Linked DNA regions of Homo sapiens: region 2 is linked to region 1. A link is a contact called in ENCODE Hi-C or POLR2A ChIA-PET data. All regions are on one chromosome and are shown on one strand. Each heading gives the region's core, a stretch centred on a gene start or an enhancer-like site at or near the end of the contact. The rest is flanking DNA. Distances are from core to core; before and after follow the strand shown. Region 1 overlaps PPFIA1 (PPFI scaffold protein A1). Region 2 overlaps CTTN (cortactin).

What was found. Hi-C counts contacts between places; a loop is a spot of excess contacts on that map. ChIA-PET counts read pairs that join two places held with the same protein, here RNA polymerase II (POLR2A). Pooled maps may share reads with other maps.
Region 2: a pooled map shows a loop between it and region 1 (2.7-fold over the local background). The contact joins two enhancer-like sites. A Hi-C loop is called at or near these places in 2 of 50 pooled maps. POLR2A ChIA-PET finds 5 or more read pairs at or near these places in 3 of 52 experiments (BJ, GM12878 and activated T-cell).

The regions. Positions count from the first base shown.
Region 1 is chr11:70,322,004-70,327,030 of GRCh38, forward strand. PPFIA1 (PPFI scaffold protein A1) reads left to right here. Exons shown (of 28, transcript NM_003626.5): 3 at 2,399-2,500; 4 at 2,844-3,008; 5 at 3,497-3,571; 6 at 4,259-4,360; 7 at 4,594-4,815. It overlaps LOC105369373 (a long non-coding RNA gene), which reads right to left. Exons shown (of 2, transcript NR_188532.1): 2 at 2,805-3,124. Among named protein-coding and RNA genes, the nearest start is that of MIR548K, 41 kb to the left of the region's middle. Within about 2 kb of position 1,973, at least 3 of the 41 ENCODE cell types and tissues checked have a DNase peak (open chromatin) inside an H3K27ac peak, as active enhancers do.
Region 2 is chr11:70,434,070-70,439,096 of GRCh38, forward strand. It overlaps CTTN (cortactin), which reads left to right. Exons shown (of 18, transcript NM_005231.4): 18 at 957-2,506. The coding sequence ends at 1,093. Among named protein-coding and RNA genes, the nearest start is that of CTTN, 38 kb to the left of the region's middle. Within about 2 kb of position 2,987, at least 2 of the 41 ENCODE cell types and tissues checked have a DNase peak (open chromatin) inside an H3K27ac peak, as active enhancers do.

The DNA.
Region 1 (5,027 bases), core at 723-3,222:
GGATTACAGGCATGCACCACCATGCACCACCATGTCCAGCTAATTTTGTATTTTTAGTAGAGATGGTGTTTCTCCATGTTGGTCAGGCTGGACTCGAACTCCCGACCTCAGGTGATCTGCCTGCCTCGGCCTCCCAAACTGTTGGGATTACAGGTGTGAGCCACCATGCCTGGCCTAATAATGGCTTTTTAACTGAAGCTAGTTTGAGTCTGTTTGCTTTTTGCCTGCAAGAGAAATAATCTTTCCTCATGTACGAACCCCTTCATGAGATGACAGTGTTTCGTTAAAGTTAGCCATTAGATGATCTGACAGTCAGCTAGAGTTAATTATCAGAGATGTAAATCGGTATTTGATATGATTAATATTGGCACATAAGAAATCTCTGAAACTTAGGAAGGAAAACAAACTTGGTGGGAGGACATGGACAGAAGACCGGTCTACTTGGCGGCCTCTCCCTACCCTCCTCCCGCACGCTGCCCAGCCCAGGAGCCCGCTTCTGAATGCTGCGTTCGATCTCTGAAGAGGTTTCAGCACTTACAGATCCTTACCAGGTTTTAAGCCACATTTGGGTGATCTTCATTAGTATTGTTGGCATTTCTTTGTGTTTGCAAGTATGCACTGAAATACTGAATTGAAGAGCTATTCATGTTCTTTAGCTAATTTTATGGTCTCAGGAGCAGCCTTGTCTCCAAAACTCACTGTATAATATGTTTATAATGTCTATATATATTTAATTGCAATAAAATATACTAAGATAAAACTTGCCAGCTTAAGCAGTTCAGTGAATGCTAGATTCATGTAGTGGAATGTGCTTGTGTCCCCTCCCCACCCCCGCTGTGTTCAGCCTCTGCTGTTACTCCCCAGCCAGGCGCAGCTTTGGATGTGTCCACAGTCACCCTGCTGCTGTCTTCCACTCTCTCTGACCACACTCAGTTCTGAGCCCCACATATGTTTCTGTTGTCTTCAGCAGTGCCCTGGGATAATTAGAAACCAATTCAGTGAAATTGTGGCTAATTCTAAGAAACAGTTTCTGAAGTCATTTTAGGAGATTTGTTCCTACTCTGGAGGGCTCCTGCAGCAAGAATTCTCCAGCTCTCCCTGCTGACTAGCCAGCCGCAGTCCAGGCTGTGCCTCCATTAAACCCACACCTCCAGTTGCCTTCACTAGGACCTCCACTGCTCCTAGGTTTAAAGAGAGTGCCCAGGGTTTAAATGTTAGTGCCCTAACATTTAAAGAGGTTTAAATGTCACCAAACTCGTTTCTCCCTGAATGACGCCCCTGGTCTTATGGCGGCAGCCAGGGCCCTCTCAGCTTGTCACTCCAGCCCTGCAGCTACCGTCTTACAGAGCCAGGGCACAGCTGATCAGGACCCCCAGTATTCTCAGCCTGCCACACTCAAAGTTGAGCCTCCATTCCAGAATGGAGGCTGGACAGAGGTAGGAAGGCCCACTTTGCCCATGACTCCACTAGCCAGGATGCAGCATCAGCACCACGTAGCTGGGGTGGGGTGGAACTGGGGGAGAGGGCACTACATTATCAGCTGCAGCAGTCTGGAACAGAGTCGCTGCCTCACTGACCTGGAAAGGGGAGGCAGGGAGCAGTCTTGGTTCAAATACAACAGACTCTGGCCTTTCTTACTGAATTTTCAGTTGTTTGCTGTGAACCCTTAGAACGATCTCCAGAGTCTCAGAACAGTTGTTTTCTTACAATGTTCACCTGTTTTCCTTGGGAGCAAGCAGGTCAGTGGAGCTTCTTGTGCTGTCATGCTAGAAGTTGATTACCCACAGTAGGGATTCTTGCAGAAGAAATATTACTTTAGAAGAGAGGCTGGGCACGGTGGCTCAAGCCTGTGGTCTCAGCTACTTGGGAGGGTCACTTGAGCTCTGGAGGTCAAAACTGCAGTGAGCCATGGTCACACCATTGCACTCTAGCCTGGGTGACACAATGAGACCCTGTCTCAGAAAGAAAAAGGAAGAAAAGGAGGCTAGGACAGGGGTGGTGGCCTTCTAGGCCATCTTTCCTCTCTCTCCAGCAACTCTAGATCACATGTCTGTGAGTCATTTAAAATGTCTTCATTCAGTTCATGTCAGGATCCTGTTCAGGAAAATGTTTTGGACTTCTCTGGCTGCTGAGAAGGTGGACTTGGATTCCCCTTCTTTCCCTGCTGTCCTTGTCCCAGGGTGCAGGGATAGAGGGAAGTCAGATGGTCTGTCAGTGTTGTGATTTGTTAGGGAATCTGTGTGGTCCATTGATGCCCTCTTTCTCTGGAGGATCACTGAGATCCCTTCCCCATAACTTGTAATGAGGTTGCCTTTGTGTGAAGACTGTGGAGCCTTGATGAAAGGCTTTCTTTAGGGGGTCTTTCTTATTTATTTAATTTTGTTTTGTGATTTTCTAGGAGTTCGCAGCACTTACTAAAGAACTCAATGTATGCAGGGAACAGCTCCTTGAAAGGGAAGAAGAAATTGCTGAACTGAAAGCAGAAAGGAATAACACCAGGGTGAGTGTGACCTTTCTGTTCACTGCCTGCCCCTGGAGCCACTGTCAGGAGGAGGGGCGGTGTGTCAAAACGAAAGGACGACCCACTCTGTCTGGCCTGAAATACTTTTCATACCTTTTCCCACTGAGCAGACTGTGATTAGTCAGCATGATCACACATTAATGGCTTGAAATTTGTGATGAGAATTTATGATATTTTAATACAATTGAGAGGAATTTGTTTTTCTGCGGAATTGAAGGGACTTCATTTTAGTATGAGACTGTAAAGGAGTTATTTGCCCCAGATTCAATCATGAAATTAAAAATGCTGTTTAACAAGTCTTTATTTTGGCCTTTTATTTCAGCTGCTGTTAGAGCATTTGGAATGCCTTGTCTCCAGGCATGAGCGGTCTCTTAGGATGACCGTGGTGAAGAGACAAGCGCAGTCTCCAGCAGGCGTGTCCAGCGAAGTGGAAGTGCTGAAAGCACTGAAGTCCTTATTTGAACACCACAAAGCTCTGGATGAAAAGGTGCCATCAGCCACATAAGTCTTGGTTTGTGCACATGCTGTGTATTAGGCCAGCTTCACAAGTGTTGGTGTAACTTTTGTTTTTTGAAGCTTCTTGAATTCTTGGAAATAACTTCTCTAAGAAGACAGGGTTTTGTAGGTTTAAAAAGTACTAATTGGCTTAAATGTCTTAAAATTACTAATGTATATTGATTTGCTGTTACAAATTGGGTAGTATTAGGTTGTTGCAAAAGTAATTGTGGGCAAAACCTGCAATTACTTTTGCAACAACCTGATATTTCGGGGGAAGATTTATTTTTCTGAAACTTAATTTAGAGCCATTAACAAGTTTTCTTGACAGTAAGATCAATGACAGACATTAATGGTATTTTATTATGTTATATTACACTAATATATACATTAAGTGTATATATTACACTTAACTATATATTAAGAATAAAATAAACAGTATACACACACACACACAAACTCAACCCCTTTTATTTTCAGGTGAGAGAGCGATTACGAGTAGCACTTGAAAGATGTAGTTTGTTAGAAGAGGAATTAGGTGCCACACACAAAGAGGTAAGCTTGAGACTTCATCATGAGTTGAATTGGGGGGGGGTTATTTTTATCCTTTAATTATTAAAAGCAGCATAAGGCCAGACGTGGTGGCTCACACCTGTCATCCCAGCACTTTGGGAGACCGAGGCGGGCGGATCACCTGAGGTCAGGAGTTCCAAGACCAGCCTGACCAACATGGTGAAACCCCATTTCTACTAAAAATACAAAAATTAGCCAGGAGTTGTGGCATGTTCCTTTAGTCCCAGCTGCTCGGGAGGCTGAGACATGAGAATTGCTTGAGCCCAGGAGGTGGAGGTTGCAATGAGCTGAGATTGCACCATTGCACTCCAGCCTGGGTGACAGAGCAAGACTCTGTCTCCAAAAAAAAAAAAAAAAAGTAAAAGAAGTATAAGGACTGTAGTTGTACATATCACATGTTACTTATCTTCCCAATTGAGGACCAGCCTATCTGAGTCATTTTAAGGACTACAAAATGATGGTTACCTAAGGACTCGTCTGGCCAGTGGATAATAAATTCCATCTTCAATGATCTGGTTATTTTCGGATTGGGTAGCATTGCCATATGCTTTCTCTTTTATACTATGTTAAGCAGTTTTTAGTTGTGTTTTTCCAAAAGGAGTTTTGCTATCTTTACTTATTTCTCTTATGTAAGGTATTTTACACTCATATTCAATTTTTTGCTTTCAGCTAATGATTCTTAAAGAACAGAATAATCAGAAAAAAACTCTAACAGATGGAGTGCTGGACATAAACCATGAACAAGAAAATACACCAAGCACGAGTGGAAAGGCAAGTCTGTAGGCTTTGTCTTTATTCTGTTTGATTTCATTTGTTCACAGTATGTGTCGGGTTATGTGGAAAACAGTTGCTAAAGTACCGGCTTAGAGCTGAAGTGGTCATGAAAGTTGTGTAATCCAACAGATTGCATAAGTCAGTTTTGATTTTAGCTATTTCCTGGAAGTATTTTTATTTTATAGCTCACCAAACAAGGGTATTTAAGGATTTTTTTTTCCCCCTATCAGAGATCTTCTGATGGTTCTTTAAGCCACGAGGAAGACCTTGCTAAAGTAATTGAGCTCCAAGAAATCATAAGTAAGCAGTCAAGGGAACAGAGCCAAATGAAAGAACGCCTGGCTTCCCTTTCCAGTCATGTGACAGAACTGGAAGAGGATCTGGACACGGCTAGAAAAGATCTCATCAAATCTGAAGAAATGAACACAAAATTGCAACGAGATGTCCGTGAAGTGAGCAATAACAAAAACTACAGTCTTGTCATGAAGTTGTATGTTTGGGACGTTTTAGTTAAATGATTTTTTTTCTCTGTTTGTCTCTTACTCTCCCAATTACTTTCAACCTTTGGATTATTGTATAAGTTATATTGAAAAAGAGAGAGTGCTGTGAAACTGCCATAAGCTACCTCCCCATTTTTGTTGTGAAATCTCCTGTCCCTGAGCTC
Region 2 (5,027 bases), core at 1,737-4,236, 110 kb after region 1:
TGCCTTGATGTTCGAGACCCCATTCCTGCCTGTCCTGCCCCGGCCGCCAGCTCCCGTGTGGCCTGCACGTTCCCCTGAGTTCCCTTTGCGGCCTTGGCAGTTTAAGAGCAGCCTCAGCTCCTGGGCTGGCCTCAGCCGCCCGCCCCGTGTTCCCTCAGGGCCAGGCTGAGCTGTGCTCTGGTGGCGGTGAGGTCTTGGAGACCATGCGGTGGGGCTCTCTGCTGGGCCGCATAGCATCCACTTGTCCCTCTGTCTCAGCCACCACCTGGTCCACAAAGTCACCACCACCCCTCTGCAGTTGACAAGCATCTTACGGGTGGCGTGGGATTCCCCTCAGAACCCCCGGCCTCTGCCTCTTGAGTGCTTCCCGTTTGCAACTTTCCATCAGCGCGGAAGCTGGCATTCTACCATAAGTGAGCGCTGGCCGTCCCCGTTCAGTGCCTTTTGCACACGTGCATTTGCGTACACGCATGTGGGTGTGTCTGTGGCATCTCGGCACCTGTGCGTGGATTCTCATCACCGTGGCTTTTGCCCTCCATTCCCATTTCAGCCATCACCTCGGGCTTCTCTCCGGGTGTCCCCTGGCTGTCCTTCCACTGCGGCCTCCGCAGCCCATCTCCCCACCCCCTCCACAGACACGTCTGCCAGAGAGAGGGGAAGGGAGGGCAGGCGGGGCTGGAGTTATGTGGTGGAAACCTGCTCCTGAGGAAGGGGTCCGGGTGGGGTTGGTGCTTGTGTGAAGGGCTCTGTGCCTCTTTGTACTCTCTCGGTTCATGTTCACAAATCCTGGCCTTGGTGGCATGGGAGAGGCAGCAGGAGCCTCCGCGGTGGTCCGCATCTCTGCAGGGGGCATCTCTGAGCAGGCTGCCTGGGAGCTTGCTCTGGGTTGTGCTTTTTTTCTGGCAGACCAGGAAACGCTTGCACTTCAGCATCTTTCTCTGTGTTCTCTTCCCCAGCGGGCGATGATGAGATCTCATTTGACCCTGATGACATCATCACCAACATCGAGATGATTGACGACGGCTGGTGGCGCGGGGTGTGCAAGGGCCGGTACGGGCTCTTCCCAGCCAACTATGTGGAGCTGCGGCAGTAGGGCCCCCAGCCCCCCCCCGGAGCTGCGCCCTGGATCCTCACACTACAGATCAGGCCTTCTTTGGTTCTTGGGTGGTTTTGGGTTTTTTCTGTTTTTTTTTTTTTTTTTTTTTTTTTGAAGGTGGGGAGGGGAATATACACATTGCTTTTATATTTAATACTTTTGCTGATGCTTTTGAAAATGTTTATGCCACAGAATTTGCTAATATATTGTAATCACATTCCTTAGGAGGACTTTGGTAATTGGTTTTATGCATTGATGGTTTTTTTTTTCTTTTTTGCCAAATTGACTGTCACGCGGCAGCTTCAGGGAGCTCGCATTCTCTTGTGTTCGTGTTGCCCTCGTGCCCATCAAGTGCAGTCGGGACCTCCCAGGACAAGCACGAGGCCTCAGGTCGGCCCTGTGGCGGGTAGGCAGGAAGGACTGTCCCAGACGAGGGGCTTCCTCTAGAGTCTCACTGCTGGGGAGGAGAGGACTGGGCCTGATGGAAGTTAACCCGGAGCTAAGTCACCCAGAGCACAGGAGCTGCCATGTCAGATGGGAAATCTGCCTATGTCATACCGTGACAGCCCGCAGGATCAGGTGACTTCTAGCAGAGACCCTGGTTTTTTTCCTGTGCCCACTCCGGCTTGTCCTCATCTCTACCCATCCCCTGATGCCCAGGTCACCGGGAGGGCTGCTGGGAGCCTCTCCTGTCCCCGCCGGGCAGTGTCACTGAGTCCTTGAAATCCTCCCCTGCCCCGCGGGTCTCTGGATTGGGACGCACAGTGCAGTTGAGGTCTGCGTCGGGCTTGGCTTTTCACAAAGGCTGATGTCTTAACTGTCACCCATATGGTCCCTGGGCCACCGGGCAGCCTGGGGCGGTGTGTGTGCCATGTCACAGCATGGCCTCTCGGCCTTGGGAAGGAAGGCAGTGCCTGCTCTGCTGTGAGCCGCCAGGAACCCTCCTCCTGTCAATGGGGGTGTAGTATTTTTGCCAAAATATCATGTTCAATTTCAGTAGTTTGATCAGTTGAAGGCTAGAAGTGTGAAGTGCAGATGAGTGTGTGTTCTTCCCCAAGGTCCCCCCACAGCTCCAGGACACCGCTGTCCTGGCATTTGTGGCCACTCACTTTGTAGGAAACTCATCTCCTTCCTGAGGAGCCGGGAGGCTGGACCAGTCCCGTCGTGCAGTCAGGTGGGCGGTGTGTCTTTCCAGAAGGTCACGTGGAAATGTCTCGGGACTTGGGTCCCGGAGTGCCCGTGAAGCGTGTTTTTGCTCCTGAGGTGCATTTTCTCATCATCCTTGCTTTACCACAATGAGCAATGAGGTCGGGTTTTATATGCAACTTATTGTATCTGAATTCCTGTAGCACACCTCATAGGTATGATTTTTTTAAATTAAAGAATTCAGAATAAACATTTTTTGATCCACTTGCGTGATTTGCTTTGGTCTGTGGTCACTCCGTTCTGCAGTGGAAGCTGCGTCGACACTCTCGGTGTCCTGCGCCCCGGACCTGGGCTGGCGGAGGCTCTCCTGCCGTCCAGTGCGTCTCACGCGTTCTGTTCTGGCTTTAGACCGAACCGTACGTTCCCTTTTCAGTGTTCATTCAAAGGTGCTGCTTATGAACTGAAATGTGTTTACTCTGGCAGATGATTCAGTTTTTTGCACAAAGGTTCCAAGCAAAATAAAACACTCTGTGCTTAAAAGTCATTTCTGAATTACAGTTCTCAAATCCTGAGGGGGATTTTGCTCCCAGTCTCGTTTTGCTCAGGGGCACCAGAAGTTAAAGGCTAAGGGGAACAGTGGCACTGAGGGAGCAGGTGTGCCCTCGGGAGCCGGGGGTGCTGGGGAGCTGGGTTCCGGCTCACACTTCTGCCCATCAGGTGCTCCCAGGGAGCTTTCGGCTACACGACATGCCTGCTACCCCTTCCAACCTGGGTGGTGACGGAGCACTGCCTCCTCCCTTGGGCTGTCCCACACCTGCCTCTGGCTTAGGAAACAGTGCCTCTGCCAGCTCTGCCCACAGGAGCCTAACGTGAGAGTGCCCCCGCCCTCCTGCCACAACCGGGCTGCTGTGGGTTCTGCATCACAGGGTTGCAGCCCTAACGGCGAGCCCCGTCCCACACAGGGCCTGTCTGCTGGGTGAGATTGCAGCCACCTGCAGGGAGCTGAGTCCTGAAGAAATGAGGCATGAAGGCTTGTGAACCAGGGGAAAGTCCCAGCCAGGGTGGGCAGACGGGGTCAGGGGGCTGGAGGACAGGGTGTGACGAAGGGAGGGGGCCATGCAGAAAGGGCCCCCGCTGGCCCACTGTCTGCCCAGTCGGTGTGTGCCTGTGCCGCCTGCGGATGAGCATGGCAGGGGCTCAACAGGAGCGGGACACATCTTGAGTGGGTCTGTGTTTCTGTTCTATTGGTGGCCAAGCGTGGCCTGGCAGCTTGAGTGCCTGGAGCCAACCACCTGAATCTTAGCCGCTTTCTTTTTAGATGTGGTTGGGGTTTTTTGTTTCTGTTTCTTGAGAAAGGGTCTTGCTCTTTCGCCCAGGCTGGAGTACAGTGGCGTGATCTCCGCTCCTGCAACCTGTGCACCCAGGGCTCAAGCAATCCTCCCACCTCAGCCTCCCAAGTAGCTGGGACTACAGGTGCATGCCACCACACCTGGCTACTTTTTGTATTTTTAGTAGGGACGTGGTTTCACCATGTTGCCCAGGCTGGTCTAGAACTTCTGACCTCAAGTGATCTACCTGCCTCGGCCCCCCGAAGTGCTGGGATTACAGGGATGAGCCACCGTGCCCAGCGTAGATGTGGTCGTTTTAATGTCAGCTCACCGTGCCTTCTGTCTCAAAGTTGGATTCACTCCCCAAGTCCCCTCTGGCCTGAAGAACAGCCTAGGGGCATGCTTGCCTGGGAGCAGCTTGCTCTCAGCCTGCTGGAGGAGGGAGGGCAGGACATGGACGTGCTTTTCTCTCTTGGTGCCCAGACATGGAAAACGATTTTGTGGCACATAGGGAGCCGTCGGCACACAGGCACCTCCAAGAGCCACTGGAGCCACTGCTGGCCACTCTGGGCGCTCAGATGTGGGCACAGCATGGAGAGTGCTTTGTCGGGGTGAAAATGCTTACTTTGCTCCTGGAAGATATGCTGGCGAATGCTTCTTCAACCCAAGATGTTCAGAGTGGCTGACATGGTATTAACTGTGCACATACTGTGTGCTGGGCCTTGGAGGGGAGATGTTGAGTAAGAGAGATGGCTCAGCACTGGGGAAGCTGACACAATAAATCTGATTCCACCACTGTGCTGATTTTTATTTTTTTAATCAATTTATTCTTTTTGAGACAGAGTCTTGCTCTGTTGCCCAGGCTGGAGTGCAATGGCACAATCTCAGCTCACTGCAACCTCCACCTGCCAGGTTCAAGCAGTTCTGCCTCAGCCTCCCGAGTAGCTGGGACTACAGGTGTGCACCACCACGCCTGGCTAATTTTTGTATTTTTAGTAGAGACAGTTTCGCCATGTTGGCCAGGCTGGTCTCAAACTCCTGACCTCAGGTGATCAGCCTGCCTCAGCCTTACAAAGTGCTGGGATTACAGGCGCGAAGCCACCGCGCCCGGCCCCCACCACTGTGTTTAATTCTAACCAAGGAGAAGAGGAAGTTCTGAAAGGAGAACAAGGAGATCTGAGAACACGGCTCGGGCCTGGCCAGGGGCCTCTCAGAGGAAAGCTCTCCCTGTTGCGTCCCTCCACGCCAGGGCCTGCGTGGAGTGGGCACGGTTTTTGATACCTGCCTTGCTGACCTTCAGCTCCAATTTCTTCATCTGAAAGTGAGGATAAAAGAATTAACCCCTCTTTCTAGTCAGATGCCTGCTAGATCCATTTACCTGCTTGAATTTGAGATGTATTGCCAGGATACACCTCCACAGTCTGATGGAACACACTGAAGATATCTGAACAACAAAA